Regions from separate parts of the Homo sapiens genome. Here region 2 is linked to region 1. Evidence: read pairs that join two places in POLR2A ChIA-PET (ENCODE). Cell type or tissue: GM12878. All regions are shown on one strand.

The links. Peaks named below come from ENCODE experiments on the same cell type or tissue, not always from the same donor. Only the 100,000 strongest peaks of a DNase experiment are listed, where the experiment ranks them.
Region 2: POLR2A ChIA-PET joins it to region 1 with 11 read pairs; 2 of 35 experiments call an interaction of 5 or more read pairs at or near these places.

Annotation. Positions count from the first base shown.
Region 1 is chr7:33,272,601-33,280,600 of GRCh38, reverse strand. BBS9 (Bardet-Biedl syndrome 9) reads right to left here. Exons shown (of 23, transcript NM_198428.3): 8 at 7,406-7,589; 9 at 6,645-6,774. Among named protein-coding and RNA genes, the nearest start is that of BBS9, 150 kb to the right of the region's middle. In GM12878, no CTCF peak of the experiment used is centred here; a DNase peak (open chromatin) is centred at 4,070.
Region 2 is chr7:34,723,919-34,731,918 of GRCh38, reverse strand. All of the region lies in intron 2 of NPSR1 (neuropeptide S receptor 1), which reads right to left. NPSR1-AS1 (NPSR1 antisense RNA 1) reads left to right here. Exons shown (of 4, transcript NR_033665.1): 2 at 3,103-3,182. Among named protein-coding and RNA genes, the nearest start is that of NPSR1-AS1, 30 kb to the left of the region's middle. In GM12878, no CTCF peak of the experiment used is centred here; no DNase peak of the experiment used is centred here.

The sequences.
Region 1 (8,000 bases):
AGAGTTAGGAAAGTCAAATAGTAGTTCATCAACATAATTATGAATGTGATAGAAATTCAGAGAAGAGGGAGACCATGATAAGCAGGAAAGGCTTATTTATGTGACTTGAGCTATGTCTCGAAATAGAAACATGAAAATCCAGAAAAGATATGGGGGAAACATTCTGGTCAACAATATTAGATCAATGAAAGCTAAAGAACAAAGTATTATTGAGCACACATGGACATAAACATGGGAACAACAGACACTGTCGACTACAAGAGTGGGGAGGGAGGGAGTGGCTGTGGGTGGAACACCTACTTATTGGGTACTATGCTGACTACCCGGGTGACAGAATCTGTACCCCAAACCTCAGCATCACACAATATACCCATGTAACAAACTTGCACTTGTACCTGCTGTATCTAAAATAAATGTTTAAAAAAATTTAAATAAGCTAGGAAATTTTTTAAAAAGAAGAAACTGTTAAGTAACAAATTTAAAATAAGTGACTATTGTGGACCTAGCCTAGGAAGAAAAACATTGAAGTACTAGACCAAATTGCTCAAACTAAAAAATGAGCTGCAATAAGTACTGCAATAAGATTTTAAAGCTTGCTGTGAGCTGCCAGCAAAGTTTAGAATGGTTCTCATCTTTGTGAAGTTTCATTCAAATGGACTTCCACACTTGTAGATATATTTATTTGATATCTCCAGAGAAAGTAACATTACTGATAAATGATGATCTTTATTTGCCACTTGAGAAACTGACCACAGCAGAAGTAAGATGCTGGGCTCTTCTGATTCTGTAACCTGTGTATTGATTTCATTTTCCCATAGTCTGACCTACAAAAATTGAAAATAATTAAATAAAAAACAATTTAATTGAGAATGAGATTTAATCTGAAAAGGAAGAAGAAAACACAGACAGAATTGGAACTGGTATGTAATAAACAAGGTAGAGAGGACTAAAGCTGCCAAGTAGGTGGGAGTGGAAAGAAAAAAAACATCTTAGACTCTGAGCAAAATGCTGTTATTAAGTATAATTGCATCAACTTGATCTAAATCCAACATTTCTTATTCACTGAAAAGAAACGTATTTAAAAAGCAGCAACTTCCTTCATAAATCAACACATTCAGCCAAGGAAGCTTCTATCAAAAAGCTTTAACCCTAAAGGTAATAAAAAGCAAGAGAAAAATTATTTCAGTACTGTCAATTTCAAATAACTTCCTAATATAAATATGTGGGCTGAGCACTGTGGCTCATACCCATAATCCCAGCACTTGGGGAGGCCAAGGTGGGAGGATCACTTGAGGCCATAAGTTCAAGACCAGCCTGGGCAACATGGTGAGTCCTCATCTCTAAAAAATATGAAAAAATTAGCCAGGAATGGTGGCATATGCCTATAGTTGTAGCTACTCAGGAGGCTGAGACAGGAGGAGGCATATGCCTATAGTTGTAGCTACTCAGGAGGCTCCTGAGACAGGAGGCAGAAGTTCAAGGCTGAAGTAAGCTATGATCATGCCAATGCATTCCAGCCTGAGCAATAGAGCAAGACCCTGTCTCTAAAAATAAATAAACAGATAAGCTATAGCTAAGTTAGTAATAATTACCTTTAAAATTCTAACAGATTATGATATTGATTTGAGTAATAACTCTCTCTCCCACATGGTATGGCTAGATGTGCGTCAATTAAATGCTCTCTCGACTGCAATGTCATGAATTAATTTTGTTTGTACAGTGAGCAGGAAGAACTCGTCAGACAGTTACAAATTTGGGGGCTTATCCAGGATCCACCCTTGCAAATATCTGCCCATGGTTCATCAGCCTCCTCCAGTATAACAGACCTAGAGGTGAGCTCTTACAACTGCTTATTTCTACTGAGGGTCATCTTTGGCACTGTACCTGCTGGTGAGGCACTGTCGACCCATAGGGCAGAGATCTAATTACAGTGAAGAAATAGTCCTGGAACCTGTCTGAAATGCCTCTTATTAAAAAATCTGTTTGCCTTCATCAAATACAAAGGCCTAGCCCATCTGCAATGCCACCTCCTGATATGGGAAACAGCTGTTCAGCTGAACTCATCTAGTCTCAGGACTAGGAAATTAAAAAAATATGGGATGATATATTTAAATTTGCTATTTCCTATTTAGTGAATCTGTATTTCTAACAATCTACTCATTATCCTATAGTCTGTGGTTCACTTAAGTGCTATGCTAAAACTGTGGGTGAGAATATTAACGTCTTTGTCATATAAGCCTTGGAAGCCCAATCAGGCACCTATGAATACATGCAAAGCAGTTCCACTCCTCTTACCCTAGGGGCAACCCATACCACAACTATGCCCCCTGTCAGTAGGAAGAAGTTAGAGCAGTCCTCACCCTTTTCCCATATCATAGCTTACACCTCGGGAATGAGGCATGCTGAAACTCAAAGGGCGAAAGTGAAACAGGCTTTGCAAAAATTGTCACAGTGAGAAAATTATGGCAGTGGGGGAGACATGATCTAACCTACATCCCTCTAGCCTCTAACCTTCAAGCTCCCTTAATTATTCCTAGGCTTAGGCTAGGCTAGCTTTGGGAGACATTTAGTCTATAGTTTAAGTAAAAATAGCCCTTCCCCAAAACTCAACTGTCTTTGTAAAGCTAATGAGAGAACACCAGGCTAGGAGGATAGAGTAGCCTGAATTTTGCTAAGGTGTAGACAAAAACAATTGCCAGCCATTATTCCAGAGGTCACAAGATATGCAACTTCCCCAATACTCCTTCAGATAACATCACTATTGTAGAACCTAACAGTGGTCTTGTAAGAGATCTTTACAGGTTTTTTGCATTTCTGAAACCCATGATGGTTCCACCTGGACCCACCAACTGCTCCCAGAAGTGATTCAGCATGCAACAGGATCATTTCCCACACCCCTATGATTGCACCTTCCAAACAATTAGCAGCAAGCACCCATTGCCTAGCCACCCCAAACTCTTCCCCCAAAGAACTTTTGAAAAACCCCTAACCTATGAGCCTTCAATGAGATTGATTTCAGTAATAAGTCCCTCTTCAGTGTGGTGTGGCTGGCCTTGCATCAATTAAACTCTTTCTCTACTGAAATACAGTGAATTGATTTTGTTTGTGCAACAGGCAGAAAGAACCTGTCTGGGGTTACAGTATCTGGCCCACAATATTTTCAGCTGTCTGCAGGAAAATATTTATTCAATTGTCCCTCATATAAAAAGGGAACCAACTACCTACTCAGCTATTGGGCATTAGATGTGCTTTGTTGGCAAGATAAAAAATATGGGGCTCTTCTTAGGGAATGACAAAAACAGGAGCATTGAAAATCCAAGTGCTGTGATTTCTCGTCACATTAAATAACAGCAAGACCCTCTAATGAAATGATGAGCATCCTCACATGGCCTTGTAAAGTGTCAGCGCTGGCTTCCTCAGGCCTCTGCAGGGTAAACATACTCTTCCCTTAGACATTCGCTGTCTTTGTGGTTTACAGACACTAATCCCAGAGCCACAGTCTGTCCCCAGGTGATGACAATGGGAAGAAGGCCAACTACCACAACTACATCATAGAACAGATCTTCACAGGTGGGCTGCAGTTGGACATCACCTGCCAAGTCTGCCATGGAGTCTCCACCACCACAGACCCCTTCTGGGACATCAGCTTAGATCTGCCTGGCTCTTCCACCCTCTTGTGGCCCATGAGGTGAGGGAGTGAGGGCAGCATGGTGAATGGCAAAAGCCACATTTTGGGAACCACCACACCTATGGACTGCTTGCAAAGGTGAGAAGCCCACCAGCGCTCACGTGGCAAGGAAGTATCTTCCTCACAGGAAGGCTGTTGTTGATCAGGACAAAAGCAGGGCTTTTCATTCACATACCCAGGATAGAGCCTTGAGAAAAGATGTGGCATTAGCCTGCAGTTGGCTGCAGATGCTCTTGCTAGTTTATGCTGTTTTTTTCTTTTTTCTTTTTTTGCCGGATGACTAGATATTGGTGTTCACTAGCTTTGCATTGTGTAGGGTATCTGTAACACCAGCTACTATTCCAACTTCCCCCCTGTAAATGATCTGACAGCCAAAGAGCAAAACTGGAAGCTCCCTTACCTTTTGTGGTTAATAACCTAAACCGCAGCATGAGCTAAGAGCTGAGTGCTCTCCCCATGGTCCACGGCCTTTTTTGCAAGTGATTAAAATATAGTTGTGGTGTTCTGTACTTATGATCATTTTTGAAATTGTCCATTTACTGCCTCAGTTTAGATAAGTAATAAGATTTAAGATGTGACTATGATAAAAGGTATTTAAATAACTGTAGCATACAGCTTACAATTGTGGTGAGGGCAGAAAACCTTCCTAAACTTTATGTTAATTGAGTCTAGTGTTTTACAATCTTTATTTTCTTTTTCATGCATTAATTATAGTTTACTGAAGAAGAAAAAAACTCTAATAGAAATTACAATGGAATTCTTTCAAACACAGTCTAATCCTATACTTTGTGTTAAATTATATGTAAGAAAAGAAAAATCTTCAGTTCAACAATTAGAATTTATTTTTATATATTAATTGTGGAAAATACTAATGGCAATATTTGGATTTAATTGTTTATAACTGTCATCTTGCAAAAGCTATGAGAAATAGGAAGGTTCACTCACAGGTACCGAAAATAAAATGACAGGCTACTTTTGAACATAAGCATCATGATGCACACTATATGAAAATTTGGTGTTTTACTCATAATATTTCAGTTATTATTGACTGTTAACTCATAAGTTGCACCTAGACCAAAAACTATAAATTAACAATAAATATCTGCTGAGAAGCCATACCTTTGCACTTTTCTCAGTATGGTGACTCCTGAAATGGGTACATCCCTTGTATATAATGTATGTGTAAAAATATATATATTTCAACTAAATGTTCTCAATAAGGTCTTTCTACCCATCATTCTCCTGTGCTCAAAATACACACCAAAACCCCAATAATTTTTAAGTATTTCAAGATATTGGCTCCTGAAGGACATGAAGATTATAAGTCAAAATGAGACCCATACTCACCAGTGTGGATCTGTCTTTTTGCAAATGAACTGTCACTTAAGAGACCAAAGAGAACAGCTTTGGATGGATATATAGACTCCTGCAAGAATTACTCTTCCAGAAGTGAAATACTTGATGTTGCCCTGCTGGCAAGATGTTTTTCCTGTTCTAAATCCTTCTAAGTAAATCTGATACAAAATGTCTGGTGAGTATGAATATTCTGTTAAATTTAAAAAGACCATGTGATGGACATTGCAAAAGCCAATCTCAAAACTTTTAAATTATTTTTCAGACACAAAATAACTATAACTTGTGTTAAGTGCATAGCAATTAGAATTATATGTTTTTTCTCATAAAACATAAGAAAGCAACTTCTTTTTAAAATATTCAATGTTTTCAAAACACCGTTTCCATTTTTCTAAAATTCAGGCTTTAGATAAAACACTGATGCAAATATGAATACCCTTCGTTGAGCTTCAACAATAATATTACACTCAAGCCCTTAATAGGAGAAAACAACTCCATCCTGATGAGAAACTATAGGTGTCACTGAAGAATTCTACAGATGGCTTTTTTTTTTTTTTTTTTTTTTGAGACACAGTCTCACTCTGTCACCCAGGCTGGAGTGCAGTGGTGTGATCTCGGCTCACTGCAACCTCCACCTCCTGGGTTCAAGCAATTCTCCTGCCTCAGCCTCCCAAGCAGCTGGGACTACATGCACACGCCGCCACACCTGGCTAATTTTTTGTATTTTAGTAGAGACAGGGTTTCACCATGTTGGCCAGGCTGGTCTTGAACTCCTGACCTCAGATGATCCAACCACCTCGGCCTCCCAAAGAGCTGGGATTACAGGCGTGAGCCACTGTGCCCCGCCCCGTATGGCCTTTAAATGCTCAATAAAATATTATAAATAAGTAGAACTGAATACATCTGAGAATCTATGAAGCTTTATGGAAAGTTGTATTTCTATACGTTTGCTGATATTTTCAATTCCTAAACATAATCTAAGATGCTAAAAAGTTCATCGGCATCTCAGTTTTTATACTGATGACCTAGAAAAATTACTCACTTAGATGGCTCATTTCTGTCATTTTTGATAAATTTTGTAAACTTAATGTTAAAGTATGAATTCTGTTTTTCAATTTAAATACAAAGTAGCCCCACTTAAAATCTAAACTGTGTAAACACATGATCATTAACAATTCTGCATCACTTGACTTAATGAAACGTCTGAAACAAGGTGAGAACTTATTATAATGAACAGTGTAATATCGTCACAGTCTATCAATAAATGTTCTCTAAAAGGGACTCATCAAATGCTAAAAGAAATATTTTTGTATTCTGAAGAATAATCTATCAAGTAAACCATTTTCTTGATGTCTTCACCAGTTTTTACCTTTAATTTACTAAGGATATCTTGCTAGAAATATTAAATGAAAATGATTAATAGCACTAATTATCCTTCCTTTCCAATAAAAGTTATATTTTAAATTACTTTTATTATTGACATTCATACTACAATGTCACCTGTAATTTTTTAATAAAATCACTTGTCATTATTTCATAGAACTTCTAGAAAATTTCTTGACTAACATCCTCTTTAAAAACTGTGTTAAATTAAATCACTTACTGCAAACAGCCCACTCTTACTGCTACAGGAATGTGGGGAAGTTGGGTGGCCCACTTCAGTGTCACATCTTGATAAATATGCAGCATGTTATTATGATTTCCAATCAAAGTATTTATTGTTCCTTCAGAAACTGTAAGTTGAAAATACAGAAAAGAGACACTAAGAAAACAGTCATTTGGAAAAGTATATCTCTTTTAGGAAATTGATAGCACAAACTAATTCTAACACCTGGATTTTAATACATAAAGATTTTACATAATAAAACATTATTTTGTAACTTTACCAGTATAAAAAAGAAAGGAATCATTTTACAGTCTTGGAAGCTATAACTAGATAATCACCAACATTTTTGCATTTCATCTAGAAAGCATGAATTTCATTAATATGTAACACATTTAAGCTAATGATTTACTACGCATTCACTACAGATAATTCATTCTATTAGACATTACTATTGTGCTTATAAAAGAGTCTGATGTTCTCTTGAAAGCATCTTGAATAGCCACATTATGGAAAGTATTAATGTATGCCGGAGGCCAATTTTACAAGTCATTTTGTACAAAGTAAAATGACTGACAAAACCAAATGTGTGCTTTATATCAAACTTCCATTCAAACTTTGAAAGTTAAAATTTCCATTACATATTCAATATTAAACTGTTTTCATATATGTTTACAATATGTGTATGAGTGTGGCTTTTTCTGGTGTATATCACATAGCCTTGACATATGGAAGAGATAAAAGAAAATCTTTCTACACACCTGAGCAATATGGCAGAAAACAACTTGGGCTCCAATCAAGCTTCTTCATGAATCGAATTTGTCCATTATCCTTAAGGCAAAAAAAGTTTCTCTCACCAAGAACAAAAACAGAGGATGCCGACTGATTGAAAGAGACAATACATATGTCAAGGGCTTGCTCTCCAATATTTAGAGTCCAATCCACCTACAAAGCAAAACTCAATATCAATTTAGTTGCTAACCTCAGAAAATTTCAGTTATTTTCATATCAATATAAATTAAGAAATTGCTTTACAACAAAGCAGAAATATAAAGATGGGCTAATCTCTTTCATTTCTTTATTCTTTTTTTTATCACTATGACCATTTTTCTGGTATTTTACAAGACTCTAATCAAAGTTTTGTTCCATGTCTTACCAAATGATATTAACTATTCTGCAATTCAAGAACACTAAAACACTTATCTGCTTCCCTAAAAAACTTCCATGAAAATGATATTGTGCTTAATTTGCAAATCAAATTTAATAATCCATAAAAACTATCATTATGATTGTACATGTGTTTTTATAGGGCAACTAAAAATATATCAATATGCATATACAGAGTAGTCACCAAGC
Region 2 (8,000 bases), 1.5 Mb before region 1:
ATGAGCCGCTGCACCTGGCCTTGTGTTGCTTATTTTTATTATGATGCTACATTGGCCCATGCTGTCTTGTGTTCCTCTCTTTTCACACGTTCTATTCATCTGCCTATAATTTCTCCTTCCTTTGGCCATGTGGAAAACTTCATTTGTCCTTCAAGATTTATCTGTGCACTATTAACCCCTCAGCTCCTGGCCCTCATCTAAAGTAGTGAAAAACCAATCTCTCCTTTGTGCTACTGAAAGATGCAACTTACCTACACAGTTCTCAGCACTGGGGCATTGTTTTCCAAGATTGGCCCACTCTCTAGGAGCCAGCGATTTACCATACTATTTATTTTTTCTTGTAAAATCACTTCTTTGAATTACATAAGTAATACATATTGGTGGAATAATTAGAAAGTACCAAAAAGCAAAATGTAACCCAGGGGTACTTTTAAATATTTCATTGATACCATTTTAGGTTTATTTAATAAAAATGGCCTAATGCACTACCAATTTCTTAAAACCTACTTTCTTTTCTTATTGGAAAATTTGGTAACTCATTGTTATTTTTATTTTCATTTATTTAGTTTTTGGCAAAATTAAACATTTAAAACAGGTTTACTGGTGAATTGCATTTTGTGTGTATCTTACTTGTTCCTATATTTGTATTTATTCTTGTATTAAGTATTTATCTTCTACTTATTGATTTGTAGAAAGTCCTTTTTTAGTGAGTATATTAACTCTTGATCAGCTATGTAAATATTATTTATATTCTAAACATTTAAATCCGTTTATAATTCTATTTGTATTAAAAAAATCTTTACAATTTAAATTTTGTAAATTTTATATTTTGCAGTAAAATCTGTTAGTCTTTTGTAAGGATTTCTGCCTTGGTATCATGCTTAAAAAATCTTTTTCTATGCGAGTTATTGAAATTCTTTTCCTAAAAATAATTTCATGGCTATATTGGAAACTTTAACCTATTTTACTATATTCTCTCCTGCCCCTCTCCTCTCCTACTTCCTTTGGTGAATGTTTATTAGGTTTCCATTCTGTCCAGGCACTCACTTTTTTTTGGTACTGAAAATGCAGTCAACAAGGATGACATGGTTCCTGCCTCCATGGAGTTAACATTCTAATGAGAAAAACAGATAACAGACACACAACCAAATAGATATAGATTATAATGTCACAGAGTGATAGTTGCTATAATAAAAAATGAAGAGGGAGGAGCTTGAGAATTAGGTGGGGTGTGTCATGCACATGAGCCAGAAGGCTTCTGTATATTACTCCTGGGTTTATGACTTCTTCATAGTAGGCTGAGATCTGTTAGCTTAAATGCCCACTAGCACCACGCTCAAATTTTTACACATCCAATTGTTTTAAACATAACCAGATAAACAGATATTTAACCATTGAGAGCCTTCCTGCTTTGCATACTCTACACACCTATGTCCTACATTTGCTAGCCATAGATAAGCCCCAAAGTTATAAAGACCCCAAGACACTGCTATCCTTTAAAAGAACATTGAGCAGAGATCAGAAACAGGCTCTGAGGGAAGACTGTTCAGGCCAGAGGGAACAGCAAGTACAGAGGTCTTCAGGCAACACAGAGTTAAGTGTGTTCAGAAAAGCAGGAACATCAATGTGCTGGAGACATGATCCCTTTTTTCTCTATTCATTTCAAATGCACTTAAAAAAATCCTAGGTTCTTATATATATTTGATTTGTTTCTGACCATTAATTCTGTTCCCTTACCAGGAACATTGAATGGATTTTCAATTATTAAAGTTTTAAAATGTCACTCAGTAAACTTGTGCGATTTTCTTCATGTAAGTCATCACAATTCTTTTAAAATTTATTCATGACCAGGCACGGTGGCTCATGTCTGTAATCCCAGCACTTTGGGAGGCCATGACACTCAGATCACCTGAGGTCAAGAGTTCCAGACTAGCCTGGCCAACATGGTGAAACCCCATTGCTACTAAAAAATAAACATTGAGCCAGGTGTGGTGGGTGGGTGCCTGTAGTCCCAGTTACTTGGGAGTCTGAGGCAGAAGAATCACTTGAACTGGGGAGGCGGAGGTTGCAGTGAGTTGAGATCGTGCCATTGCACTCCAGCCTGGGTGACAGAGCAAGACTCTGTCCCCAAAACAAACAAAAAAGTTTGTTCATATGCATTTTGTATTTTGATTGTTCTTGAATATTTAATCTTTTGTTTTTTAAGATTGTATTTTCTAATTGGTTATTGATAGTGTACAGAGAAGCTAGTTGCTTTTTATATTTGTTGGTTTTATAATCATCTTCTTTAATTACATGTCTTATTAGGCCCAATGATTTTTCAAAAACAATCTTGTTTTTTATTCTTAATCATATCATTTCCAAATTGATAATTTCATTTTTTCAGTTATATCTTTTATTATGTTGTTTCCTTATTGAGTTGAATTAGCTAAATTACTCAGATAAATTCTTTAGTCACTGTTAATAAGAGCCATAGATACAGACTCTTTGTATGTGTTCATTGATCTTTTTGATTTTTCTCATCTTTCCAGAGGGGGTCAATTTTTTCATGATCTTTCAATCTTGTGAAATTCAGGGATTCAACCCCTCTCTGGGATTGAATATGCTTTGACTTTTTTATTCACAATGAGATGGAAATTTCAAGGCACAAAGGGGAAAACTGAGAACAATCAAGGGGTTTCCCTCGTCTTCACTCCATCTCAAGTACAAGGCCAAGCAGTCTGTAGGCATCACTAGCACTGCAAGTACCCTTTGTGAGGTTCTCAAACGGTGAAGGTGGTTCTGGACTGTGGGTTGATAAGGCTTCCTGGGAGAGGCTCAGAAGGGGTTTGTTCAGAGCTGAACCTCTGAGTGGGTGATGACTATAGCAAAGAAGAGCTGGGAGGGGTTTGGATTCCTGTATTAATGTTCTTAGGTCAGAAATTGTGGGTCCACTATAAATTCTAATTTAACTTTCATTCTTCTCTTGGGAGCTGGAGGAGTAAATTTCTCTCTATTATTTAATAGAAATATAAAAGGTAAGCAGAAATGCTTTCTAAACAAAAAGGGGCTGCAATGAAAATTTACAGACATTTAATCTTCTCTCTTTGTTCCCATTTACAGCTTATGTGAGAAGAAACGCAGGGAGACAGTTCAGTCACTGCAATCTTCATGCCCATCAGTTTCTTGTGAGAAGAAAACAAGTACGTATAGCTATCATGGGTCTGAAGCCCATCAGAGGGGTTATTCCCAAGGGTCTTTCATAATACCAAACTGGTAACTGAAATTATTTTCTTCAGAGATAATGTCACTCCTGTTTAATTGCTTGGATGGTTCCTGAAAAACCTCAGGTGAACAGACAAAAGGAGGGGGAGAATTTTCTCCAGTTCCATTTGGCCAGATCAAAGTCCAGTTATTTTTAAAGATTAAGGCAAGAGCGTCTGCTCTACCTGGAGCTTCTGAGCTTTGTCGGGGGATGAGGCACTGCACGCCTCTCTAGTTAGCATCACTGGCTCAGGTGGGAACTGGCTCTGCCAGCGTGCACCCCACATCATGTACCCAGCTCAGCCCAGCCCGCCTCCAGCATGCCTCCTTGGCCCAGAATAGATTGGGAGGATGTTCTGATACCCTGTTCCAGCGACAGGGTCTGGTGCATTTCCTCTGTAACTGGCACCTTGTACACCTTTTATTTCCAGCTCTTGGTTTGGGGGTTGAGAATGAAGTTTTGATGGGTATCTCTTCCCATCTCTAAATGACGAGTTAATGGGTGCAGCACACCAGCATGTCACATGTATACATATGTAACTAAACTGCACATTGTGCACATGTACCCTAAAACTTAAAGTATAATAATAATAAAAAAAACTTACACCTCAAAAAAAAAAATAAAGGCAGTTTTTTGTTTTTCTTCCCAGATGGTGGTTTTCCATCTCACCTGTTCTGAATCTGGCAAGAAAGCCTCAGGTTTTTTTTTTAACCATATGGATAGCACTCTTTCCTATCATCAGGGATTTTTAAAAAATCATTTCCTCCACTTTTATGTTATATTATTTCAATAACGATCTTTGGGAGAATGGCAGTTACACTCACATAGGCTCAATTAGTCAAGTTGAAGTGGAAGAAAGGGCACTTTAATGTGTGGTGAGGTGCTCCCAATCCTTGTATTTAATAGACTGCTCTCAGCTCAAGGCTTTATACAAATAAAAATGATCTGTGAGATTGACTGAGTGCATATGCAAATCAGAAGAACCACATGCTCTTTACTGATGTCATGGATTCAGTCATCTGTTCATTCACTTGCTTATTTGTTTGTTGACTGAGTCACTTAAGAGTATTGTTGAGAATCATGATCAGCACCGGATGACAAAAGTGAACAAGATATTGTGGTGGTTGCTACATGAACTTATCCAGGTAGCAAAGTGGTGTCCAGCTATACACACATTGTACATACATCATTGTCCTGATTTTGATATCAAACTAGAGTTACGTTAAATGTTATGCAAAAACCATTGAGGGAAACTTGGTCAATAATACATCAGGCCTCTTTATTTTTGCAATTTCCTTTGAATTTATTGCTTTTTCAAAATGACTTTTTAAAAAGTGAACAAGATAAACATGATCACCCTCCTGGAGATCCTGTTTATAAATGAATTTTAAAAGGCTGCACATGTGTTTGAAGATAGCCTCCACTCCTTTTGATCTCCCAGCTTTATTAAAATATAATTGGCAAATATGCATCATTAAAAAAAACACCTTATTTTTCAGAGCAGTTTTAAGTTCATGGCAAAATCGAGTAAGTGCAGAGTTTCTATATACTCTCTGCTCCCACACATGCACAACCCCCACTCCCTGCTCTCAATATCCCATACCAGAATGGTACATTTCTTACTATTGATGAACCTGTATTGACACATCATCATCACCCAAAGTCCATTGTCTACATTAGGGTTCACTCTTGGTGTTGTACATCCTATGGGTTTAGACAAATGTACAATGACACATATACACCCTTATAATAACATATGAAATAGTTTCACTGCCCTAAAAATCCTCCATGCTCTGCTGATTAATCCCTCCCCCTCCCTAATCCCTGAAAGCTGCTGATTTTTTTTTTTTTTTTTACTGTCTTCATAGTTTTGTTTTTTTCCAGAATGTCATATACTTGGGAATCATAATATGTAGTCTTTGCAGATTGACTTCTTTCAATCAGTAATATGCATGTAATTTTCTTTCATATCTTCATGGTTTGATAGCTCATTTTAGTGCTGAATAATATTCCATTGTCTGGATGTACTATAGTTTGTTTTTCCATTCATCTACTGAGGACATTTTGGTTGCTTCCAAGTTTTGGCTGTTATGAATATAACTACTATAAACATTCATGTGCAGATTCTTGTGTGGGCATGAGTTGCCAATTCATTTGGATAAATACCAAGAAGTGTGATTGATGAATTATATGGTAAGAGTATATTTAATTTTGTGAGAAACTGTCAAACTGTCTTCCAAAGTGACAGTCCTATTTCGCATTCCCACCAGCAGTGAATGAGAAATCCTGTTATTCCACAGCCCCACCAGCATTTGGTGTTGTCAGTGTTCTGGATGGTGGCCATTCTAAAAGATGTGTAGTGCTATGTCATTGTTGCTTTAATTTGCATTCCCTGATGACATATGATGTGGAGCATCTTTTCATATGTTCATTTGCCATCTGTGTATCTTTATTGGTGAGGTGTCTGTTCAAGTCTTTTACCCATTTTTAATTGGGCTATTTGTTATCTTATTGTTGAGTCTTAGGAATTCTGTTATATTTTGTACCATAGTTGTATTAGTCTGTTCTCATGCTGCTAATAAAGACGTACCTGAGCCTGGGTAATTTATAAAGGAAAGAGGTTTAACTGACTCACAGCTCCACATATGATTTAGAGGTCTCTCAATCATAGTGGAAGGTGAAGGAGGAGCAAAGTCATATCTTACATGGCGGCAGGCAAGAGAGCTTGTGCAGGGGAACTCCCATTTATAAAACCATCAGATCTCGTGAGACCTATTCACTACCACAGAAACAGTATGGGGGAAACTGCCCCCATGATTTAATTATCTCCACCCGGCACCACCCTTGACACGTGGAGATTATTACAGTTCAAGGTGAGATTTTGGTGGGGACACAGCCAAACCATATCAATAGTCCTTTATCCGATGTCTGTCTTTTGCCAATATTTTCTCCCAGCCTGTGGCTTGTCTTCTCATTCTCTTGATCCACTTTCTTTTTACTAACAATCTGGTGAAAACAGCTGGTATGGGGCGGAAAAGAGTCTCTCCACTAGATTTTGCCCACATTCTGGGGACCTCACTATGTTCTTAACTACAGGAGCAGTTCTGTATGAGGGCTGTGTTTGGGAGCACAGGCTCTGGGATGCGTTAACTTATATATGAGTCTTGCCTCAACTGTCTATGAGGTGTGCAGCCTGGGTAGATTACCTAGTGTCTCTGTCCTTCAGTATCCTCAATTGTAGATGTCTCAAAACCAACACTTACCAACTAGAGTGGCTGTCAAGATAGCGTGATCTTATCCCGGTAGAGGATTTGGGACAGTTGATGGGACATAGTAAATTTTACATAAATGTTATTATGGGTATTCAGACAAGCATTGTGACATCCATTTTGGCTATAGTATCTTAATTAATAAGTTTCAGTTTTACAAGTATTTTCCCTTCTTGGAATATATGTGATTTCAGCAATGGTTATGAAAGTTGTATCTGCATTCACCCTCTGGCAGCAGTGTTCTGAGAGCTCTGTGTGTGTGTGAGTGTGTGTGTGTGTCTGTGTGTGTGTGTGTGTGTGTGTGTGAGTCTGTGTGTGTGTGGGTACTTAGAAGGGTTTCAGAGGTCCCTTTCCTTTTTTGCTCCTTTTCCATGTAGAAATTAAATGGATCATCCATTTGGGTAGCTTGGTAACACTTTGCTGTCTATTACCGTTGAACATCTCCCTCATCTCACCCCACAGGCACAGACATTTGCGGTTTTATTTAATCACTCTTTTCCAACAAAATGAGGACTTTGCTACATACTATGATACTATTTGTTTTGTACTTTCCATGTAATATAATGATGGTAGTTATCACTCCCATTTATTGGTCACCTACTGTAACCTAGATACTATGCTAAGCACTTTTCTTATATCACCACTCTCCATTTTAAAAACAGGTAAGGTGAGGCTTAGCCAGTGAATTGACCTGTCAAGTTCACCCAGCTCATTAGACATAGAGCTGGGATTTTACCCCAAATTCTGTGACTCCACGCTCTTCACCACTATGTGCAGACCACCAGATACTCCACTCCAGAGATTCTCAAAGCATAGTCCCAAAAGCACATGAGGAGGAATAACTTTGAAGGGGGAATTAAAAGAAATCCATCTTCCTGCGTCCCACCTCAGATCTAGGAATCAGGCTGTCGTCTTTCTCTCCCTCTCTGAACCCACCTTTTCCTCACAAATGTTTCACACTTTATCAGAAGGAAGAAACCTTTCCGATCCTGGGAGGAGAGAACAGATGTCAGGAAGTAAAGCTATGTGGGCTTATGGGTAGAAATGAATAAGTTTACATCCAACTATGAACAAAGGCTGCCAAACTCTAGGGAGAAACTTATATAACATGCATTCTTTCTCCAGAGTTCTTAGGTTTATTTTTCTGAATCTGTTTCTGTGGCAATATGGCTACACTGTTCAGAAGTTTTCCTTTATGCTAGCTATAGTGTTTTTCAATATCTAGTTATAGGAGATAATAAAAAGAAAGTCAATATTAATTATGCTTTTGGAGAAATGAGCTAGTAATTCAGGTTTGGGTGATTTTGAAAGCAAAGGTGAAAGTGAAAGTATAATGGATGATTTCCTTTCTTGATAACAACATATTTATTTAAAATAAAAGACTAACTCAGTGTGGAAGATAGATGGGTTTCGGTTCAACCAAATGGATAATTTTTCTCTCTGACCTCTGTAGAAATTGAGTTAGCTTCTTCATGTGATTGTTATAA